Linked DNA regions of Homo sapiens: region 2 is linked to region 1. Evidence: chromatin loops called from intact Hi-C (ENCODE). Cell type or tissue: PC-9. All regions are shown on one strand. Each heading gives the region's core, and the rest is flanking DNA. Links, peaks and the distances in the headings are about the cores only. Region 1 has its middle 200 kb from the start of CDH9. Region 2 holds the start of PURPL (p53 upregulated regulator of p53 levels).

Region 1 (5,393 bases), core at 330-5,329:
TGTAACAAGTACCACAAACTGGGTGGCCAATTAACAACAAAAATTTGTCTCTCACAGTTTGGGAAGCTGGGAAGCTCAAGATCAAGGCACCAGCAGATTCACTGTCTAGCAATGGTCCATTTCCTAGACAGCTGTCTTTTTGCTATAACCTCACATAATGGAAAGGATGAGGAATTTCTCCGTGGTGAAATGGTTATTGTGTTTTATAAAGACAATAATCCTATTTATGAGGGGTCTGCCTTCATTAACTAGTCACACCTCTTAGCAGCCCACCTCCTAAAACCATCACCTTGGGGATTAGGATTTCAACACATGGATTTGAGGGGGGCATAAACATTCAGGGCATTGCACTTAGGTCAGCCCCTCTCTGAAAGGCTACATTTAAAATTATAGAGAGGGGCAATAAAGTGTTTGACCTACATTCAATTTTAAATAACAGCATATATAAAGTTATTAGGGTGAGAAAATGCTACCAGAAAGATACAGAACAGTGTGATCAATGATTAGGTAATAAAAACAAGAGCAGTGTATGATAAATAATGGATTCAATGGATGATTTTTTAAATGGTGTATACTAAGAAGGAGTTATTACCCCATGTATATTTAAAAAATAGGTTTTGAAAGCAAGTGAAACAATAGTTAGGAGTCTATAATCATATAAATAAATAATTACATAAAAGAATGATGGCTTATTTTCCTATTTGGGTGCCTTTTATTTCTTTCTCTTGCCTGATTGGCCTGGTTAGAACTTCCAGTACTGTGTTGAATAAGAGTGGTAAGAGTGGGCATCCTTGTCTTGTTCCAGTTTTCTAGGGGAATACTTCCAGCTTTTGCCTTTTCAGTGTGATATTGATTGTGGGTTTGTCATTGATGGCTCCTATTATTTTGCAGTATGTTCTTTTGATGCTTAGTTTCTTGAGGATTTTTGTAATGAAGAGATTTGGGGTTTTAATAAAAGCTTTTCCCAGATCTATTAAGATGGTCATATACTTTTCTTTTTAATTCTGTTTATGTGGAGAAACATATTTACTGATCTGCATATGTTGAACCAACCTTGCATCCCAGGAATGAAGTCTGCCTGATTATGGTGAAGTAACTTTTTGATGTGCCATTGGATTCAGTTTGCTAGTATCTTTTTGAAGATTTTTGTGTCTATGTTCATCAGGGATATTGGCCTGTAGTTTTCTTTTTTTGTTGTGTCTTTGCCAGCTTTTGGTATCAGGGTGCTGCTGGATTCACAGAATAAGTTAGAGAGTGTTCCTGTCTCCTTGATATTTTGGAATAGTTCCAGTGGAATTGGTACCATCTTTTCCTTGTATGTGTGGTGGAATTCAGCTGTGAATCTATTCAGTCTGGGGCTTTTCGGGGTTGTATTTTTTTTATTACCGATTCAACTTTGGAACTTGATATTGGAGTGTTCAATGTTTCAAATTCTTCCTGACTCAATCTTGGGAGATTATATGTTTCCAGACATTTATCCATTTCTTCTAGATTTTCTTTTGTGTATATACAGGTGTTTGGAATAGTCTCTGAGGATCTTTTGTATTTCTGTGGGATCAGTTTTAATGTCATCTTTGTTGTTTCTAATTGTGTTTATTTGGACTATGTCTTTTTTTTGTTAATCAAACTAATGGTCAATTGATCTTGTTTATCCTCTCAAAGAAAAAGCTTTTGGTTTTGTTGATTCTTTGTATGGATTTTGGGGTCTTGATTTTGTTCAGTTCAACTCTAATTTTAGTTATTCATTTTATTCTGCTAGCTTTGGAGTTAGTTTGTTCTTGTTTTCTAGTTCCTCTAGGTGTGACGTTACATCTTTAATTTGAAATCTTTCTAACTATTTGATATAGGCATTTGGTGCTATAAACATTCCTCTTAAGATTGTTTTTGCTGCATCCCAGAGATTGTGATCTGTTGCATCTCTGTTTCCATTTATTAAAAAAAAATGTTTTTTGTTTCTTCCTTAATTTCATTGTTTACCCAAAAGACATTCAGGAGCAACTTGTTTAATTTCCATTTAATTGTGTGGTTTTGAGAAATCTTCTTGGTATTGATTTCTATTTTTATTTCATTGTAGTCTCTGAGTATGGTTGATATGATTTCAATTTTTTTTAATTCATTGAGATTTGCTTTGTGTCTGAGAATGTGGTTGACCTTGTAGTATTTCCTGTGTGCAGATGAGAAGAATGTCTCTCTTCATGGATGATATGATTATATACCTAGAAAACCCTAAGGACTCCGTGAAGATGCTCTCAGAACTGATAAATGACTTCAGTAAAGTCTCAAGATGTAAAATCAATATACAAAAATAAGTAGCATTTCTATATATCAATAACGTTGAAGCTGAGAGCCAAATCTAGAATTCAGTCCTACTTACAATAGTCACAAACACACACACACACACACAAACACCTAGGAATACATGTAAACAAAGAGGTCAAAGATCTCTACAAAAAGAACTACAAAATGTTGCTAAAATAAACCATAAATGACACAAACAAATGCAAAAACATTCCATACTCGTGGATTGGAAGAACTGATATTTTTAAAATAGTCAAACTGTACAAAGCAATCTACATATTCGGTGCTTTTACTATCAAACTACCAGTGTCATTTTTCACAGAACTAGAAAAAAAAACATTATTCTAAAATCCTTATGGAACCAAAAATGAGCCTGAATAGCCAAAGCAATCCTAAGCAAAAATAAGAAAGCTGGAAGCATCACCTTACCTGAATTTAAACACTATTAGAAGGCTACAGTAACCAAAATAGCACGACACTGATACAAAAACAGACGCATTGTCCAATGGATCAGAATAGAGAACCCAGAAATAAAGCTGCCCACCTACAGCCATCTAATCTTCAAAAAAGTCAACAAAAATAAGCAATGGGGAAAGGACTTCCTATTCAATGGTGCTGGGATAGCTGGCAAGCCATATGCAGTGGAATAAAACTGAACACTTAACCTTTCACCATGTAAAAAATTAAGAAGGATTAAAGATTTAAATGTAAGACCTCTAACTATAAGAATCCTAGATAAAAACCTAGGAAACACTATTCTGGACACTGGCCTTGAGAAATAATTTACGACCAAGTCCTTAAAAGTAATTGCAACAGAAGAAAAAATACTTAACCTCACTAATCATCTGAGAAATGCAAGTCGAAACCACCATGAGATACCATCTCACATGAGTCATAATGACTATTATTAAGAAGTTGCAAAATAACAGATGCTAGTGAGGCTCTGGAGAAAAAGAAATGCTTATACACTGTTGGTAGGAATGTAAATTACTTCAGTCACTGTGGAAAGCAATTTGGAGAAGTCTCAAAGAACTTAAAACAGAACTACCGTTTGACCTAGCAATCCCATTACTGGGTATATATCCAAAAGGAAACAAATCATTCTACCAGTAAGACACTTGCACTGGCATGTTCATTGCAGCACTATTCATAATAGCAAAGACATGGAATCAACATAGGTGCCCATCAACAGCGGTCTGCATAAAGAAAATGTGGTACATATACACCATGGAATACTAGTAGCCATAAAAAAGAATGAAATCATGTCCTCTGCTGCAACATGAATGCAGCTGGAGGCCATTATCTCAATCTAATTTACATAGGAAGAGAAAACCAAATACCACATGTTCTCACTTGTAAGTGGAAACTAAACACTGAGTACTCATGGACATAAAGATGGCAATAATAGACACTGGATGCTACTAGAGAGGATAGGCAGGGAGGAAGTAAGTGTTGAAAAATGAACTGTTGAAGTCTACGCTCAGGGTAGATGGAATAATTTGTACCCTAAACCTCAGCATTATGCTATATGCCCAGGTAACAAATCGGCATATGTACTCTTGAATCTAAAATAAAAGTTTAAAAAAAGGGAAAAATGAATGAAGAAAGGAATAATAGATAAATATCTTATGTAAAAAAATCAAATAATTTATAGAGATATTCTGCCCTCAAAGCGGTGGGGTATAACTTTCCATTTCTTAAGTTGTTGCCTGTATTGACTTTCTTCTATACAAAAAGTATACTATAAAATGGGGGAGAAAGAGTAAATTGTAATGACAAAATCTGAAAAACACTACCTCATCCAGGAGATCAAGATTAATATGAATAGAGATAAGACATATTGAAAATATGTACCCTTGATCTGATGTGATAAGAGTGACGTTTTACCTCTGTGGTCCTCTCCCTAAAATCCATTCCCCAATATAGTCATGAGAAAAATCCTAGATAATTCCAGTTGAAGGCATTGTACATAATACCTGACCAGCACTGTTCAAAACTGTCAAAGTCATTAAAAAATAAAGCCCAAGAAATTGTCACAACCAAGAGGAGTATAAGCAAACATGACTGGTAAATATAATGTAATATCTTATATGGAATCCTGCAACAGGAAAAGAACATTAGGTGAAAGCAAAACAAAACAACTCTGCATAACGTTTAAACTTTAGTTAACAACAATATATCAGTATTAGTCTATTCATTTTGGCAAGTGTAGGATACTAGAATGAGATGTTACTAGTAAAGTAAAATAGGCGAAGGGTACGTGAGAATTCTTTCAACTATCTTTACAGCTTTTTCTGTAAATCAAAAACTATTTTAAGTTAAAATTTTTATTTTAACAAATGGAGTGGAGGACACAAGACTTAAATGTCCCTTTTCTGTTCCATAATCTCATGGAGAATACGACATTACATTTAGTGACCATGTAGGCTCCTTTTGGCTGTGACCATTTCTCAGATTTCCTCCGTTTGGGGGGACATTGATAGTTTTGAGGAGTTCTGAACTGGCAGTGGTAATGCATGTGATTCCAGCTAACTCCTCCCTTTTTTCAGAAATGTTTTAGTTGCTAGTGAGGGTGGTTAGAGATTGTCTAGAGAACAGAATGTGTAAAACTATCATCTCAGCAAGTTAAAAAACTAAAGTATGTGTGAGAATGTGTAGAGGGGAAACATTCTTTCTGAGAAACAGAAAAAAGGATCTGTCTTTAGATTGTGAATGTGAATTCATATATTAGCTTACAACAGTTTATAAGCTTCTGATTCCATTCCTCGGCTGACAATCACAAGGCATAAACCAGACTCATGATTTTTATGCAATATAAATAAAAATGTGAATTTTCTGCGAGACTCAGATAGCATATTGAATGTATAATTGGACCCTTCTGTTTTATAACAGATAATGAAGTAACAAAATATAAGGTAGTGGGGGTTGCATTTTGGGAATTTTGATGAAGGAAAATTTCAATTAAAAAGTGGTGGAGTGAAAATTAGTCAAAAACAGAATCTAAGGTCTTAGTCAAAACTGAACTAGTCAATGACTATGAATGAAATTAAATGAAAAAGGAGTAATCATGAGCTCCAATCAAAAACTATGAAATC
Region 2 (5,393 bases), core at 311-5,310, 230 kb after region 1:
GTGAGTGTGAAAGTTGGCTACTTGCAACTTCTCAGAGATATTTACATATAATTTATAAAAATCTGAATTGATTCAAAGTTAAGAAAACAGAATCACTCAATTACATTGGAAAATGTTCAAAGAATAACCAGTAAAGGCAATAAAAATGCTTCAAAATTTAAAGTAACAAAAAATTTATATTTTTATTCTAAGAAAACACAATAAAATTTGTTGACAATTACTAAAAATATCAGAATATCTCATATATGATTAAGTAAAACTCAGTTGATTGATAGTATACTCAATTAAATTAAGAGCAATAAAATGCTGGTGTACCAAGGGGGTTGATAAATAACACCACTCTTGTATGCCCAAGTTCTTAATCAAATGAGAAACTGGATAAGAAACCAGTAAAGTTAAACCAGATTCTACATGATTAGTGCTTTCTTGTGGGGAAGGGAGCTTATAATGCTAGATTCCAGAATTGTTCAAGGGTGTTCTGTCTAAACAGATTCTTCCCCAGGAATAAGCTGTTTTACTATGGGCCAGAGGAAACAGCAGTGCATATGGCCTTTGAGAATCTCTTAGTTCCAAAGAAAAATAAAACAGAGAGTTGTATTCTTTATAAAGAATTTGTCTTCCTCAACTTATCAATTAACATTAACTCATCTACACATCATGAATAGAATGAAATTAGGAGTGGATAGGTAACAAAGTGTTACAGTGAGGAAGCATCAGTAATAGAGATAGAGCATTCTCTCTTCATGTGAGACAGTGCATCAATGAGGAGAAATCTATTGTATTAATATTACCTCCAAAAATGTTAAGATAATGTCATTAATTATTTCAATGGATGCTACAAAGCCCAGTATAATATGTAAAGATAAAATTGTATGAAATGTCTCAATTTTTATTAACTTGATCATGAAATTAAATAAAAGCAACTAAGTTGTAAAAAATTGGAAAGCCTGATACAAAATAATTTAAATGACATAATTCTATGTCTTCGAAAAAAATTAAAGTTTAAGAAATCAGTTAAGTATAAGTATTTATACAAAGTTTATAACCTGTCCTTATACCAGCAAAGTACTTAGAGAGTAAATGATAGATAACAATGTTTCATTATTGCAACAAAATGGAAGGAAGAAAACAATAAATAGAAAGGGTTCTATAAGACAAATACACGATCAAATGGAACAAAATTAAAGAGCTTTATTTTAATTATATATTTATATGTGTATAATAGGACAAGAAGACTAAATAAAATCTATATTTGTTTTCTTTATATGAACACTAAATAACAAATATTCTAAACCTGTCTATTAAAATTAATTTATTGTTTGGATAAAATTCTTTTTTATAGTAAGTGGAATATCAGAAAGCAGACTTAATAAAGTTATTTTAAAGTTAATCTCAAAAAATAAAAACAAAAGCAAAAATACAACCCTGAAATTCTGGTTCATCTTTGGCAGTGAAAGCTCCCCATAGTCCATCCATCCTACTAATTGTAACTATAAACTTTGAATACTTTTTTTTTTTTTGAGACGGTGTCTCACTCTGTCGCCCAGGTTGGAGTGCAGTGGCAAGATCTCGGCTCACTTCAACCTCTGCTGCCTGGGTTCAAGTGATTCTCCTGCCTCAGCCTCCTGAGTAGCTGGGATTACAGGCGCTTGCCACCGCGCCTGGCTAATTTTTGTAGTTTTTCTAAGTAGAGACGGGGAACTTTGGATACATTTTTTAGAGTAAAAAAAGTAAATTAAAAATACCCTAATTGAAAACTCTGAAAATAAACAAGTTAGTTTTTTTTAAGAGATGCCAAAATTTGAAAAAGCAACTGTTATTAAAGTGATTTGCATTATTTTTTTTTTCCTTGGGATATTTTTTCCCATTCACAGAGTGGAAAAGCATAGGTGACTACAAGTCTTGCTAGACACTCTGCTGTCAATTTGGCTAGGAAAAAAGCAAAAACAAAAACAAGTAATGGACATTCAGTAAATATTAGCAGAGACAAAGGAATGTTACAAAGGAAGCAAATGGAAATTTTTTAAATGAAAAATAAAATATCTGAAATTAAACATTTATTAAGTTCAACAGCAAAAAAAGAATAATAGTAGGAAAATATGTTGAACATAAAATAGTATGTCCAAAAAGCCAGATCTAACTTCTTATTGCCTACAAGGAATCAACTTTGAATATAAAGAAAATGGTACAAATTAATAGATCAATAGCCATTCCCCAATATAAAGAACACAGAACAATGAATGAGACTAAAGAGATACTTTGAAACAGAAAAATAAGGAAACCTCAAAACGTGAAGGACAATATTAAAAGGTCTAACGTATTTGTAATTTCGGTACCCAAAGTTAAAATTGGGGCATACTTCTAAATACCCAAAGACTTTCAAAATCTGCAGTACAGTCAATGACATACATTTACGAATGAAAGAAGCTCAGCAAATTCCAAATAGTGTAAGTGGGAGCAAAATGCCTAGGCAGATAAAAAGGGGTCCCTAGAGAATTTCTGGCCTTCTTCACAAGTGTTTACATTAGATGCTTTTGTGCAGATGAGGGAACCTGCCCAGGGCTTGTCTGGGCATGCCCACAGTGGACTGGAGCCTGACATGCTCACTGGGGCAAGTGGGTGGAGCCATGAGGAATTCATGCCTTGCAAAGGGGAGGAGCCTGCCCTCTTGAGCTCTTGTGGTGACCTGGGAATCAATGTGTGAGGTGGTGCTATGTAGCAGGAACCCCTCTTGCTTTGCAAATAGTTTTTTGTTTGTTTTCCTTTTTGCCCAATAGAGCCCTGCTCTACTGACCCTTCAATGTGCCCGTGTGCCTAAATATTCCTGGTCGTGTGAAAAGAACCCAGGTATTAGCTGAACTAAGGAGCACAATTCTGCAACATTTTGGCACCCAAACACGGGGCTTGAGAAATGGTGAGTAAGATGCGAACAAAAACGCCCCTTTTTTTCCTTTACCTTCTAAGCCTTTGTGTCGTCGGACTTTTTCTGAGAGTAGGGGAAATTGTACCTCCCTCCCCTCCACTCCTGTCTCTTCCAGCGGTCGGGAATATCAGCCTTTTCCTGTTTTTAAGGGATAGACAGGTGAACCAGAGGCTCCCTGCTCCCCTCTTAAGTTCCTCGCCCTGCTGGAGGAACCCATTTCCATAAGAATAAGATTTTCTTCCTGCAGGCATCTTTCCAACTCTGCACTTTAAACTTTTCTGCCTTTCTCTACCCTGCCAGCAGTTAACTTTTAAGTGAGAGTTTTGTTTTTTTTTTTTCCTTTTAGAAGACATTTTACTAGGCCAGGAATTATAAGGATCACTGTTTATATTCTCTGTAAAGTTTTAATTATTAAAAATGATTCATGAGGTTGATTTTAATCTGTAGCCAATCTAGTGTGCTTTGCATGGCTTTCTGTATGGTCAGTAGCAACTTTGCCGCAGGTCTCCATCTAGTTTTACGTCTTTCAAGTGTGACCTGTAACCTCATGGCAATGTTTCGTTTAGCCTCCACCATTTTACAGTGGCAGCTGGGTTCAATCCTGGCTTAAGGAATAAACTCCTTCTGATTTGATATCTGGATGACCTTTGCAATTTGTTGATTCTTTTCCCCTCAACAGCCTTGGATTTTTCTTTCCCTGAGCCTTTAGTAAAGTTTGAAAGCCAGAAATATTGGCTGCTCGGCATAACTAAAACCAGATAACAAGGGATTTAAAACAATTTTCTTAAAGAGCACACAGCTTAATTAAAAGTGTATATCCAAGTTATAGGCATATTTGAAAGGCCTTTATTTATTTAATTTTTTTCCCCCTTGGATTTTGTTTTGCTGGAAAAAGGGTTTTTTCTCAGTTGGCCGAATTCTTTTTCTCCATTTTGTCTTGCCACTCTTGATGCATGCACGTGAGGCTCTAAGGTAACTCTGGGGTGCATGGGACTCCTTGAGAAAAACAGAAGGCACCACTGACCCCTTTTTGGGAAGAAATCTGTTTTCCTCATGGAACCCCAGGAATTAAAAGCAGATAGATCCCTCTCAAAATCTGTTTTTGCTTCCCAATTATGCCTGTTTATTACGCCCTAGAAGCAGCATGTTTTCCTAGCCCTGTCTCTTAAAGGGATCCGCCTGGAGGACAATAATCCTATTAGGAGACTGGCAAATGAAAAACCTTGTGGCTGCTGAGTTTTCTTCTGCCTGGCTGTGTAGTTATATATGTGTTGTATTTGTGATGTTTATAAAAACAGCTCTAATTAATTGGCCTAAAGAAAAATAAGCACTTGGATCAAATATTTTTTAATGGAAAGATAAAAGCTGTGGTAGCTTTTAGTTCTCATGACTTTAATCTTTGAGAAATAAAAACAGCCTTAAAGATTATTTGGTGAAATGCATATGTCATCAAAATTTAAATAGGTGGACTAAATTATGCACGTCAGATACTAGGTTTGCTAAATGTTTTAAGGCTATAAAATGCTTTTTGAGAATGATTCAATTTGCTGGCTTCACAACTGGTAAGGCCCGGAGACATATGTTACTAACCACGCCCTTAGTTGTGCTGGAAGGAGTCAAACCTTGGCTGCCCCTAGCACATAATTAAAACAACTTACCAGGTTTTACTTTAAAGGTAAAAATTGCTAGGAGTTACCATTATAACATGTAATTGAGACCACTAAAAATATATTTACATTTGAGTTATGTGAGAACAGTAAAATATGTTTTTAGTAAAAGATTATAAGAAGGCATAGAAATGTAAAATTCTGCCTAAGGTTAAAAGATTGTTTTGAATTAAATAAGATAACAGTAAAAGTTCAAACAAGTTGTGGAAGGATTGCAAAAATTAACCTTGCAAAGGAAATCCCATGTGTGAACATATTGACTAAATTCAAAGAATATTATATGGTTTTTCTGTAAATTCAGCATTGAAATAAAAGCATAACAAGGCACTCTTAAAGCAGTAAGCTACTCTTCAGCAAAATTTGTAAAGTGTTATAACAGATTTTTGCTTTTAGAATTTCTGAGTCATCATTTTAGCAAAGTAAATAACATGGTAATCTGGAATCCTATTTCATAACATCAAGTATTTTAAATCCCTAACATACTTAACAGCCTTCCCAAAATCAAACTTCAGTTTCAAAATTGTCTTTCTTGATACCAGACTTTTGGATGCTACAGAGGACACCTGCAGCATCAAAAAAAGTAAGGTAAATGGATTATCTGGTATGTTTTAGGTACATGGGATTGACAAAACGGTGTTCAATCCTTTTTCGGTTGTATTTTTGTGAATAATACTAATAGTACTAATAATAATACTAATGTATAGTTCCAAACTTTTATGGGATTTAAAAAATTCTAATGTTTGAGCATATACTATCAATCATAATTATAGCTATTATGTTAAATTATTGTAAACCATGGAGAT

What was found. A loop is a pair of places that touch in the nucleus more often than their neighbours do. Peaks named below come from ENCODE experiments on the same cell type or tissue, not always from the same donor. Only the 100,000 strongest peaks of a DNase experiment are listed, where the experiment ranks them.
Region 2: a loop joins it to region 1, with 4 times the contacts of the local background. A loop is called at or near these places in 2 of 110 quality-filtered maps.

The regions. Positions count from the first base shown.
Region 1 is chr5:27,238,828-27,244,220 of GRCh38, forward strand. No RefSeq gene overlaps it. Among named protein-coding and RNA genes, the nearest start is that of CDH9, 200 kb to the left of the region's middle. In PC-9, for the core only: no CTCF peak of the experiment used is centred there; a DNase peak (open chromatin) is centred at 3,204; H3K27ac peaks cover 966 bases.
Region 2 is chr5:27,469,606-27,474,998 of GRCh38, forward strand. PURPL (p53 upregulated regulator of p53 levels) reads left to right here and starts at 2,687. Exons shown (of 5, transcript NR_038848.1): 1 at 2,687-2,914. RefSeq lists enhancers at 2,172-3,371, 2,378-2,897, 2,458-2,747 and a silencer at 2,952-3,159. In PC-9, for the core only: no CTCF peak of the experiment used is centred there; no DNase peak of the experiment used is centred there.